2 separate regions of the Homo sapiens genome follow, and region 1 is linked to region 2. Evidence: chromatin contacts called from ENCODE Hi-C or POLR2A ChIA-PET data. All regions are on one chromosome and are shown on one strand. Each heading gives the region's core, a stretch centred on a gene start or an enhancer-like site at or near the end of the contact. The rest is flanking DNA. Distances are from core to core; before and after follow the strand shown. Region 1 overlaps LINC02104 (long intergenic non-protein coding RNA 2104). Region 2 overlaps C9 (complement C9).

The links. A loop is a pair of places that touch in the nucleus more often than their neighbours do. ChIA-PET counts read pairs that join two places held with the same protein, here RNA polymerase II (POLR2A). Pooled maps may share reads with other maps.
Region 1: a map of endothelial cell of umbilical vein shows a loop between it and region 2 (9-fold over the local background). The contact joins two enhancer-like sites. A Hi-C loop is called at or near these places in 2 of 168 maps with a recorded cell type or tissue (K562 and endothelial cell of umbilical vein) and 3 of 50 pooled maps. POLR2A ChIA-PET finds 5 or more read pairs at or near these places in 4 of 52 experiments (A673, BJ, H1 and 1 more).

The regions. Positions count from the first base shown.
Region 1 is chr5:39,524,325-39,530,051 of GRCh38, forward strand. LINC02104 (long intergenic non-protein coding RNA 2104) reads left to right here. Exons shown (of 3, transcript NR_104632.1): 3 at 1-384. Among named protein-coding and RNA genes, the nearest start is that of LINC02104, 6.8 kb to the left of the region's middle. Within about 2 kb of position 1,652, at least 8 of the 41 ENCODE cell types and tissues checked have a DNase peak (open chromatin) inside an H3K27ac peak, as active enhancers do; they include endothelial cell of umbilical vein, where a contact is called at or near this core.
Region 2 is chr5:39,357,172-39,363,275 of GRCh38, forward strand. The region is part of intron 1 of C9 (complement C9); the gene reads right to left. Among named protein-coding and RNA genes, the nearest start is that of C9, 4.3 kb to the right of the region's middle. Within about 2 kb of position 3,745, at least 3 of the 41 ENCODE cell types and tissues checked have a DNase peak (open chromatin) inside an H3K27ac peak, as active enhancers do; they include endothelial cell of umbilical vein, where a contact is called at or near this core.

The DNA.
Region 1 (5,727 bases), core at 402-2,901, 170 kb after region 2:
ATCCCTCGGATGACTGGGAAGGAAAGGAAAACCAGAAAAAGCAGTCAGGATGAATGCCTGACAAAAAACTCTGCTGCAGTGACACTTTGACATGAAGCAGATTCAAACTTTCTATGACTGAACAGGACATTTTCCATTTATTGCTCCTTTGATACCCAAGCTCCTCAATGGGGGTATTCTTCAATGAGACACTTTTACCAGTGACCATATTCTTGCTTGTTGGTTTCTTTTTTTTTTAAAGTATGTTGCTGCTGTACTTTTAAGAAAGTTGTGTTTTATCTTAGTACTTTGATATTCATAAATGGTATAAAGCATAATTTTACCACATAGCTTTAATGGAATACTTTTTACAAACAAAATAAAACTTGACCTTCTTCCACCCTATCTCCACATCGGAACTAATTTTACTACATTTTATTTTTCAAAAACTATTAATTCAGTCAATGAATATTGACTTTGGACTACATTGGGTCATTTTCAATGGATTGCTCTGGTACAGCTTTACTTTGTCATGTCCTTTGTTCTTGCTCTTTCTTGTCTACCTACCAGTTAAAATATGAAACTCATGAAGCATTTAGCTCCCTGGATAGTGATTCCTGTATCAGGGTGAATCATGCAAACTTTCATATTGTCTAAACTATAATTCAGAAATATAATGTGGCTTAAATGGGAACTTGGGGCTAATGTTTAACAAGTGTGCACCATACTTTATCAGTTCTCTAAGATTTATTTTCTACAAACAAAATTTTTTATGTAACGGGCTACCTTTAAGTGGTAATCCTAAAGGCCCTTTCTGACTTGTTCATTAACTTTTTCAAGTCTTCAGGCCACTGAGTTATCTGGTGCACAGAGTAATACCAAATCATGTCTGAGAAAGGTTCCATGATTCCCAAAGTGCCTGATTTTCCACGTCTTCCTGTAAGAAGTAGTAATAGATATGCTAAATGACTGGGGAAATAAGAATTAAGCCTACGGCTACTTTAAACTTTCCTATGGAAAGATTTTAATGAGTTTCCAAGTAGACTGTTCAGCTGAGACAATTTTATATAATGTGGTATATATGATTTAAAAATCTACATCCAAAAAACACATAAAAGACATACCCTACTTTAGCTATGTGTCACTATACTCAGCTATGTATGCATAATATAATATACATATATACATACACACATGTAGTTTAGACACACCCTACTTTAGTTATGTGATAGTATATATGTTTATGACTTAGAAACCCTACTTTAGCTAGGTGTTAGTTTTTTTCTCTGACTCTAAAATTATGTGTTTTGTTTGTTTGTTTGTTTTTGGAGACAGAGTCTCACTCTGACCTCTGTCGCCCAGGCTGGAGTGAAGTGGTGTGATCTCAGCTCACTGCAACCTCTGCTCCCGGGGTTCAAGCAATTCTTCTGCCTCCGACTTCTGAGTAGCTGGGATTATAGGGGTGTACCACAATGTCTGGCTAATTTTAGTATTTTTAGTAGAGATGGGGTTTCACCATGTTGGCCAGGTTGGTCTCGTACTCCTGACCTCAAGTGATCCACCTGCCTCGGCCTCCCAAATTGCTAGGATTACAGGCGTGAGCCACTGCGCCCAGCCAATTCTGTTTTGACTATGAAGTAATACGACTTAAAATATGAATTACGGAAGCCATGCTTCTGAGTCATGCAGTGACCTTCCTCCACCCATCCCCACGCCAGTGCCTCCCACTGTTATTTTTGTGCATTTGGCATAACCAGTTTTCTTTAATGAAAGAGATTTCCTTTCCAAGATAGGAGTGCAAGCTCCAGACTAAAATTATGAAAATGCAAATGAGTAGTGCTTCCTTTATCCAAGTTGCTTTCTTCAGGTATATGTTGTATGTGTGCTGTTGTTTGCTGGTAGCTAAAAGTCCATTCTTTCAGCAGGATTGTCTTCTGTCTCTAAGGGAACAAGAATGACCATTAAGTAAAAAACATGTATGAAATTATGCGGGTGAGAATCTTTACCCCACTTTTTGTTCTTTTTGATGGTAGAAAAACCTTTGTCTTGCAAAGGCAAAACTAGTAAAAACTTTCTGCCTTCGGCTTAAACATTAAATGAAAATATATCTATTTAAACAATGTTTTAGGCTGGGTGCGGTGGCTCACGCCTGTAATCCCAACACTTTGGGAGGCCAAGGCAGGCGGATCACAAAGTGAGGAGTTCAAGACCAGCCTGGCTTATATGGTGAAACCCCGCATCTCCTAAAAATACAAAAATTAGCTGAGCATAGTAGTCGGCGCCTGTAATCCTAGCTACTCAGGAGGCTGAGGCAGGAAAATTGAGCCGAGATCATGCCACTGCACTCCAACCTGAGTGACAGAGTGAGGCTCCATCTCAAAAAAAAAAAAAATTGTTTTGCCCTGAATGGGTAGACCGGTGGGTTTGAGTTCAGCTTTGGGAAAAGGTAGGATGGTTTTCCTCTAAGCATGAAGTAGGCAGAATGTGCCTGTTTTGTCCTTTCATGAGAGCAATTTGATCTAGAGGAAGTACGAGGCTTTAAACTCCGGGTCTACAGAATTAAAGGAGGGTAAAAGAAGGACAGCAGGACCTGACACTGGGCTTCTTATTGTTCCTGTCACAATTTAAATCATTTGTTCACAGTTGGTCACAAGACCTCAGTCTATTCCGTGCTGCAAGTGTATTCTTTCAAAAAACAGGAAGCAACACTTAAGTAATTGCAGATTTACAGTGACTACCAGGCTGATCCCAGCTCTTTGTCATGGCTTTCCTGTTTGGGTCTGAAGGAAGTGGCGGAGAAAGGAGAGAGAGGGTGGGGGAAGAAACTGTTAGAAGGACGGGTTAGCCTGAGCCTGGCTTTGCCTTAGTGAAAGAGTGATGAAAACACTTTAAACAGTTGCCGACAGGCCGGTAGAAAATATTTGACATCTCACCTACATCAACAAGCAAGAGTTAAAGGTTAAATCACACACAACTCAAGTGCTGGGAAAAAAGGATAGGTTTAGGTCATCAACTTTCTTTGTTCTAGGACCGCCCTATGTCAACAAGGAGACATATTCCCACTCCCTGGTTGGAGACACCAGGACAATAGAGACTGATCCACATTTGCTCTGGGTGGTAAATCCCCTTTTAAGCATTTGTAGCTTGCCTCTAGTCTAGCCTTCTTCATCGTTTTTTACCTGCTTCCAAATACCTATGTATTTAGGGCAATGTGGTTGGTGGCCTTTCTTCTTTCTTCAACCAGTTTCTTGAGATCCCAAGCATGAAGCTTAGTGTAGGAGGAGAACTAGGAAGTGAAAAGTGTTTGCATCCATTTCCTGTGTTGGTTCCAAATTCAGTGAGCATCCAACCTAAATCCTTTGGATGGTGGTAGGGCCAGGGAAAGGTGCTTTACATTGCTGGTTCTCACACACTCTAGGTTTAATGATAGAAGGACCTTTCTGGAGAGGCATTTAGTGCTTTTCACAAGGACTATAACAAAAGGTGGGGCAGATTTCTTCACTGGTTCAAGGAAGATTTGAATTGAAATTTGGGAAGAAAGGAAAATATGCCCAGGGGAGCAATGCAACACTGTTGTGGTGGATGCCAACAGGTGTGTTATAGAATGAAAAAGAAACAGCATAGAAAAGTACATTTTATCATTTGGTGGGCCAAGGTCCATTTTGAGAATCTGGTGAGAGCCATGATTATCTGCCTACACCAAAGTTTGTATCCATGCTTAGGAGGATCAGAAATTTTGATGATTTTTTTTTTTTTTTAAGAATTCCTAGAAGTTCAGCTGGGCTCAGTGTTTCACGCCTGTAATCCCAGCACTTTTGGAAGGCCGAGGAGGGTGGATCACCTGAGGTCAGGAGTCTGAGACCAGCGTGGCCAACATGGTAAAACCCCGTCTTTACTAAAAATACAAAAAATTAGCCGGCGTGGTTGTGGGTGCCTGTAATCCTAGCTACTCAGGAGGCTGAGGCAGGAGAATTGCTTGAACCTGGGAGGCAGAGGTTGCAGTGAGCCAAGATTGTGCCACTGCACTCCAGCCTGGGCAACAACAGTGAAACTCCGTCTCAAAAAAAAAATATATATATATACATATATATGTATGTGTGTATATATATATATGTGTGTGTATATATATGTGTGTGTGTGTATATATATATATATATATATATATAATTCCTAGAGGTTCATGGAGCCCTTTGAAGTGCCCCTAATGTAGAAGGTCCCTGTGGTATAGGGGTACAGCAAGCTGCCCATGCCTCCCCACAGTATTTTGAGAGTTAAACTAGATCTATATGCAATAGATAAGAATAGGTATAGCCAAAGCCCTTTACAACTAAATGGTTTCTACACACAAGATTCAGGACCCTCTTCCCTCGATAATGCTAAATGATCAAGACCAGCTCTTCCCACCTTCACATTTTTTGTGTTTTCTGTAATTTTAAAAAATATTCACCTGCTGGTAGACTCTTCATATGTTAATCCTATCATACGAACCACAACACAGTTTGTTTACTGTTCTTATTCCTGGCCTAGAAAACATTTGCCCAGTTCTATGGACTTGTCTACTTTCTGGTCCCTCTATTAGGAATATGTTTAATTTGAAAATGAATATATTAAGGTATCATCATCTGATGCTGTGAAATATTTGCATCATTTAAAGAGAGAGCATTCCTTTTCTTGATTTGGGGCTCACCAACAATTTGATCAATTTTCATGCAACTTTATAGTTAAGGCATGATATCTCAAAATAAAATATTGACTCAAAAATGCCCCAAAACCCACAGCTTTTAGGTCTTGTTGTTCAATGTTTTTAAAGAGAAGCACACATTTTTATTAAACTGTATTTGAAAATGCCTTCCAATATCATTTTCTTCCTTTGAAACATCATTTTCTAAAAAAATATTTATTTAAAAGCATTATTCTGAGAAGTATTCTACAGACAGAACTATTCTTCAGACAGTGAAAAGGGTCCATGTACAAGAAGTTTAAGAACTCCTAGCAAAGAGATAATGGAAATAATTGGTGCACTGGTACACTGAATGGCGTTCAAAGTTGGTGAATTTGCTGGAAATGCCATAAAGGTACCACTGGCCTTGCATGAATGGGAAGCAGTCTAACAACATTCAACAGAGGATTCTATAAACAAGTCACACTGGAAGGCCAACTGATTGGGCTGCCTTTCTAAGATTAAATCATTCTTACCAGGCACTTCTCAGTACATAAAGCAAACACTGAAATTTCACCAAATTCATGAGGTTGTGTTTTTGTTTTATTTTGTACAAAACTGGCTGGTAGCAACTAAATGTTGTAAAGAGTGTCAGAATTTAAATGAAGACTTTCCTTCATCATGGCATACCCATGTGGCACAGTGTGGTTGTTAGGGAAAAGAATCTATAGCTCCTATCTATATCTGACCATCAGAGGCTATAGATCCTATCAAAAGAACTTGACAGTTTTGAGTAGCCAAATTGTCTTTTGTCAGTTTTCCCCAATTGTTTTTTATTAGTCTTAACATCAAGCTTTGCAGTGTTTTCCATGAGCAACTGTTTTGTTTCTACTTTCAGACACTGTGAGTCTTGTAACTGACTGTTTGCTTTTTTCTTTGTATTGGCTGTTTGATTAAGGGTTAAATCTGTTGACCTACCATAGCAATTGTATGCAATTTCACAGAATAGCCTTTGTATTTATATTTCATTCCTTTTCAGTTTCCTTATCAATCTTCATAGTGGCATCTATGATTGAATAGAATAACAC
Region 2 (6,104 bases), core at 2,495-4,994:
TTGTGGTAGGCCCAGACAGGAAAGCACTTACTTTATGAAGGAATCTTTTGGTCAATAAATATGATAATGTGGCTTCTTTGAGGGGAGAAATATAAGCCAATTAGGACTACATTTTTAACCAATGGATTTGGCACAGTTTCTTTAGTTCATGCAACTCGTCAAGATGAAAAGATAATATAACAGCAGTGTCAAACACTTAAGTTTTTAACGAACCTTTCCTGATTTCTCAAGTCTTATTTCAGAGCTTCTCTCATGTGCTTTAAATGAGCCAAGGGTCACCAACCTTTACTGAGGAACTGGTACATGTCGGAAATTGTTCTAGTGGCTAAGGTTGCAAGACAGAAAATGTCCTTGTCATCATGAGGCCTACACTCTAGTGGGTGAGATATAATAAGCAAGTATGCTAGAAAATACAACATGCAATATTTCTTAAGACATGTGAGTTATGAAGGAAAACAAAGCAGACCGGGTAAGAGGATAGAGACTGCCCTAGGACTGGAGTTGGGAGGGAGGGCAGTGAAAGAATCCTCTCGCAGGTGGTGTGGTGCTTTTAAAATATGTCCAGAAATTCTTTGACACTCTTCCCATCAAAAGTAGGGTTTATGTGTGCTTCTATTGAAGTTGGCTGGGCCTTTGTGACAGCCTTGATGAGTAGAAGGCAGAGGAAGTAACACTGTATGAATTTTAAGGCTGGGTTACAAAAGGCCATGCAAATTCTGCTGGTTTATCTAAAGATATTTGCTTGAAAGCCTTTCACCACTGTGTACGAAGCCACCTACGAGCATGGGGTGGAGAGAGAGAGAGAGAGATATTCCTAAAGACACCCAGTTGTTCAGCTCCCCAGCTGATTGAGTCTTCCCAGCCCAAGTGACAGACATGTGAGTGAATAAGCCATCAAGATGACCCCAGCTGCAGCCACCATCTGACTACACCTATGTGGGAGGTCCATGAGAACCGCTCAGCTGAGCCCAGGCAACCCCTGGATTTATGAGCAAAAGAAATAATTGCTATTCTTTTAAGATACTATTTTGGAATGAGTTGTTACACAGCAAAAAAGCAAAACAAAAAGAGAGTAGAAGGTGATAGTCCATTAAGGTCCTCAATGAATTTAGAGAGGAAGCTCTGTGAGGGTCTGGATAAAGTTTTCCAAGCTAAGGGAAAAATAAGTGCAAAGGCCCTGATGTGGCATGTTGGAGGCACAGCAAGCATGGTGTTAGAGCAGAGTGAGCCAAAAAGAGAGTGCAAATGCCCTGGGGAACAGGGAAGGGTGCAGCTCCACCTTGTAGGCCATGGACAGGTGTTTGGATTTGATTCTGAGCTTGCTAGGAATACTTAGAAGAGTTGGAGAGCAGAAGTAACACAAGTTTGTGTTTTCCAATGATTTCTGTGGTTGCTGGATGGAGAATTGACTACTGGGGAGTGGACAAAAATGGAGGCAGGCAAGAAATAATAGTGATTTGGGCTGGAGTGAGTCGTGCCCATGGAGATAGCGAAAAGCAATCAGGTTTGGGATATGTTTAAAGATAGTACCGGGCCGGGCGCGGTGGCTCACGTCTGTAATCCCAGCACTTTGGGAGGCCAAGGCGGGTGGATCATGAGGTAAGGAGATCGAGACCACCCTGGCTAAAACGGTGAAACCCTGTCTCTACTAAAAATACAAAAAATTAGCCGGGCGTGGTGGCGGGCGCCTGTAGTCCCAGCTACTAGGGAGGCTGAGACAGGAGAATGGCGTGAACCCGGGAGGCGGAGCTTACAGGGAGCCGAGATCGCGCCACTGCACTCCAGCCTGGGTGGCAGAGCGAGACTCCATCTCAAAAAAATAAATAAATAAATAAATAAATAAAAAATATATATATATATATATATGTGTGTGTGTGTATATATATGTGTATATATATATGTGTGTGTATATATATATGTGTGTGTGTGTGTATATATATATATATATATATATGTAGTACCAATAGGACTCACTGTTAAGTTGCAAGTGGGAATGACACACGTAGAGGTCTCAGGTATGATTCCCAGGTTTTAATCTAAGTAACTTGGAGAATGGTGGTGCAGGGTGGGTAGAGACGAGTACAGAAATCAATAGGTATTCTCCAGACATGTTATGTTTGGGATGCCTACTAGATTTTTCAAGAAGAGATGTTGACTAAGCAATTGGTCACTGGGCTCAGGGAAACAATTGCACTGGAGATACAGATGTGAGAGTTGTCAGAGTCTAAGTGGTATTTCATCATAGGTATAGATGTGGGGATGTCGGCGTATAAGTGGCGTTTCACCATAGATATAGATGTGATGTTGTCAGAATATAAGAGGGTATTTCATACCACGAGACCGGATGCAAGGGAGTGGGTCTAGAGTAAAGTGGAGAAATGTGCCATTTTTTTTTAAGTTAAAATATGTTTGTATGTCATTGAGATTGATTCAGTAAAAGGGAGGTATTGATGCTGCAGGAGAAAAGTGGCAGCATTATTGGAGCAAAGTGCTCGATTAGGCTAGAGCAGAGGAAGCTGGTATGCAAGTGGACTGGTGAAGCTTCACAGGAGCATCACAGGCCTCACTTGGCTGAGGTGCAACAAGGGAACTTGACTGAGTTGTAATTGCCATTTCCTTGTTAGCATTCCTCACTAGATTGTAAGCCCAGTGAGGGCAGGGACCCTCCGTAATGTGTTCAACATTATACTGCAATTCCTGACACAACGTCTGGCTCATTCGACAAAGTTGATAACTGTTTGCTGTATTAAATGGACAAATACACAAATTATCCTATTTGGCCAAATGTAGTTCATAAATAAATATCTGTTCACTTGCATGGAATATAAAAATGAAAAACTTAGGCAAATATAACCAAAGTAGGAGGAAAAAGTGACATTTTAAATATCTTTGGTTTGTTAGATATCCAAAACTTTTCTATTAATGAATGTTTGGATATTTTTCCAGATTGTTGAGATAAATTGAATTAAAATAAATTAAATAATAGTTGCTAACATTTGTGAGTGCTTATATGTGTCACGAATTCTTCCCTTAAGCCTTTGTATTTATCATCTCACTTAATTCTTATATCATCCCTTAGATATCTACTACTATTATTATTATTATTATACTTTAAAGATGAGGACCTGAGCCACAGAGATGGTAAGGAATTGCCCTCAGATTAGACAGCAGCTACTTGGTGGCAGAGTTGGAATTGAAACCCGGACAACTTCTCTCCAGAGCCCAGGTAACTAGTCACTTTCAGGTCTTCTAAACCCCAATCTAGTACTCCTTAGTTATTTAAAAAGTGAAGAATAAATTAAATATGAAAGTAACTCCACTAAAACATACCACATAAAGTCAAAGGAAGAATGACAAACTGGGAAAAATATGTGTAATTCATATCAGAGACAAAGACTAATTTATGAAGTGATCATAGAAATATGTAAGAGAAAGACAGGAGACTCAATAGAACAATGGACAAAGGAAATGAATAGTTCGCGAAGAAAAACATATATATGGCCTTTCAATGTATGAAAAAAATGTGCAATCTGACTCAATAAGAGAAAGGCAAATTAAAACCGTGCCAAAATACCTATTTTTTTTTTAACCTATGAAGTTGACAAATATCAAAAGGTTGGCCTGTGGTTCCTGTCGCAAGGCTGTGAGAAACAAGTACTCTTACTCTGCTGGTGAAAGTGCAAAATAATACAAATAGGGCAATTTTAGCACTGTCACAAAGTGATTATCTTTTGACTCAGATCACTCTGGGAATTAATCCTCAGGTACACCTAACCACTTACAAAATGATATATAAACAAGGATATTCATTGCAACATTATTTCTAGTGCGAAAGATTGGAAACACCCAAATGTTCATCAGTAAGAATTAATCAGCTATGACAATGAGGAAGTTCCCACATATTGACTCAGAAAGTTATCCAGGACATGCCATGAAGTAAATAAAAAAAAAAAGGAAAGTAAAAGAAAGTAAAAAATAGTATATATAATATGATATCATTTGCAAAAGACTGGGAGAGAATAAGATTACGTATGAGTCTATGGTTTAACCTACAAAATAAGTACTGGAAGAATACTCAGAAACTTATATATGTGACAACCTGTAGAGGTAGGATGAGGTGGGAGCGAAGAAGTGTTTTTAAACTCTTTATATATACTTTACATATAATAACACAAATCTCACGGAAAGTTATGAGTAGGGAAAGTAAGATACTCAATGTATACCTTGTTTTATTTTTGATCTTTGAACCATGTGCATATTTTGTTATTTACAAGTTAGAGAGAAAAGGTAATGATAGCTACACTCACAGAGCACTTCCTGTTTGCCTGGCACTGTGCTAAGCATGTTGTCTTTGTTATCTCAGGTATTCCTCACAGCAGGACACATTATTATTCCCATTTAGCAGGTGAGGTACAGGTTTAGAGAAGTTAAGGAATTTACTTAAGGCGCAGAGCCAGTAAATTGTGGAGCTGGGATCGAACCCAGGCCACCTGGCTCCAGAAGCAACGCTCTGAGCTACTATTCTACTCTCATGGTGGTTTTAAACATTGATGCTCTACCTTGAGAAACATAAGAGATGATGTCCCCCTCATGGCCAGTTCTCATGGGCACATTAATCTTTGTAAAAAAATAAAAGAAAAAAGAAAAAAACAATAGTTAGAAATCCCTGACAGTTCTCCAGTAATAATAGGTCACTGTAGCTGTGGCATGAGATGTCTTCAAGCCATGGGAGAGCCCTGAAGGCTAGCTGTAATTCCAACCCTTCCGTCCTAAACAAGAAAGATAGCAAAGTGAAAGCACAGGAAGGTTATTATTTTTTTTAAATACCTGGCATTTATTAAGTTCTTACCATGCGCCAGGCACAGATGTCATAAGGACATTACATGTATACCTGTTTAATGTTCACAACGAAAACCTTATTAGACAGATGCTATCATTACCATTGTGATGAGTTGAATTGTGCCTGCCCGCCAACCCTGAAAGGTATGTTGAAGTCCTAACCCCAGATAATTATTTGGTCCTAAGTGTCAAATAAGACTGGGACCTTATTTGGAAATAGGGTCTTTACAGAGGTAATCAAGTTAAAATGACATCGTTAGGGTGGGCCCTAATCCAATATGACTGGTGTCCTTTTAAAAAGGGGACATTTTTATAAAGACATACACAATGGGAAGATGATGTGAAGATGGCCATGTGATGATAGACACATAGACTGAAATGATCTGAAACCAAAAAATAAAATACAAGGGAGTGCTGGCCACCACCAGAAACTAGGAGGGACCCTTCCCAGAGTATCGGAGGGAGCACGGCCCTGCCAACACCTTGATTTCAGACTTCTAACCTCCAGAACTGTGAGACAATACATTTCTTTTGTTTGAAGCCATCCAGCTTGTGGTGCTTTGTTATGGTAGTCCCAGGACATAAATAAAACCACATCTTACAGACGAGGGAAGCGAGGTACAGAGAGGCCAAGCAACCCGCCCAAAATGACACTGTTGGTAAGTAAAGGCACCTTGACCTGAGCCTGGGAAGTCTAGCTTCAGAGGATTTTAAAAGTTATTTTGCAAATTTCAGTTAGCTATTATTCAAACAAATCGTCTCACTTCATGACTGAGGGCTCTGAACACTCTGTTTTGACCTCAACCCCCGTCAAAGGGCAAAGCACAGAGCATTCAGAGCAGGGCAACCGGGGCAAACTCAAGAGGGCATAGCAATGGGAGCCCACGAAACCAAACCAAACTCAGCCGTGCAGCTGCTGGAGCTGGGGTCCAGCTAATGGGGCTTTCCGGTCCTCCCTGAAACAGCTGAGTGTGGCCAGGACCCAGGGGGTACGCACTTCAAAGCAATCAAAGCTTCCCCACAGCCTCTCATTTTTGATCAGCAGGAGCTGCAATCTAGGAATGTGGGTTGTTTGAATTATTATTATTATTTTTTAGCTTAAGAAAGGGTCAGGTGAAGTTCAAGGGAGCTAAAGCAACTTGGAGGAACTGCCTTTCCAAATCCCTTTTGTGCCCAGATGCCCACTAAACAAAAATATTTCCTGAATGGTACAATGCTTTACAGATAATATGGAAAGAGGAGGGATGAAGGAAAGGTCTGGTCGA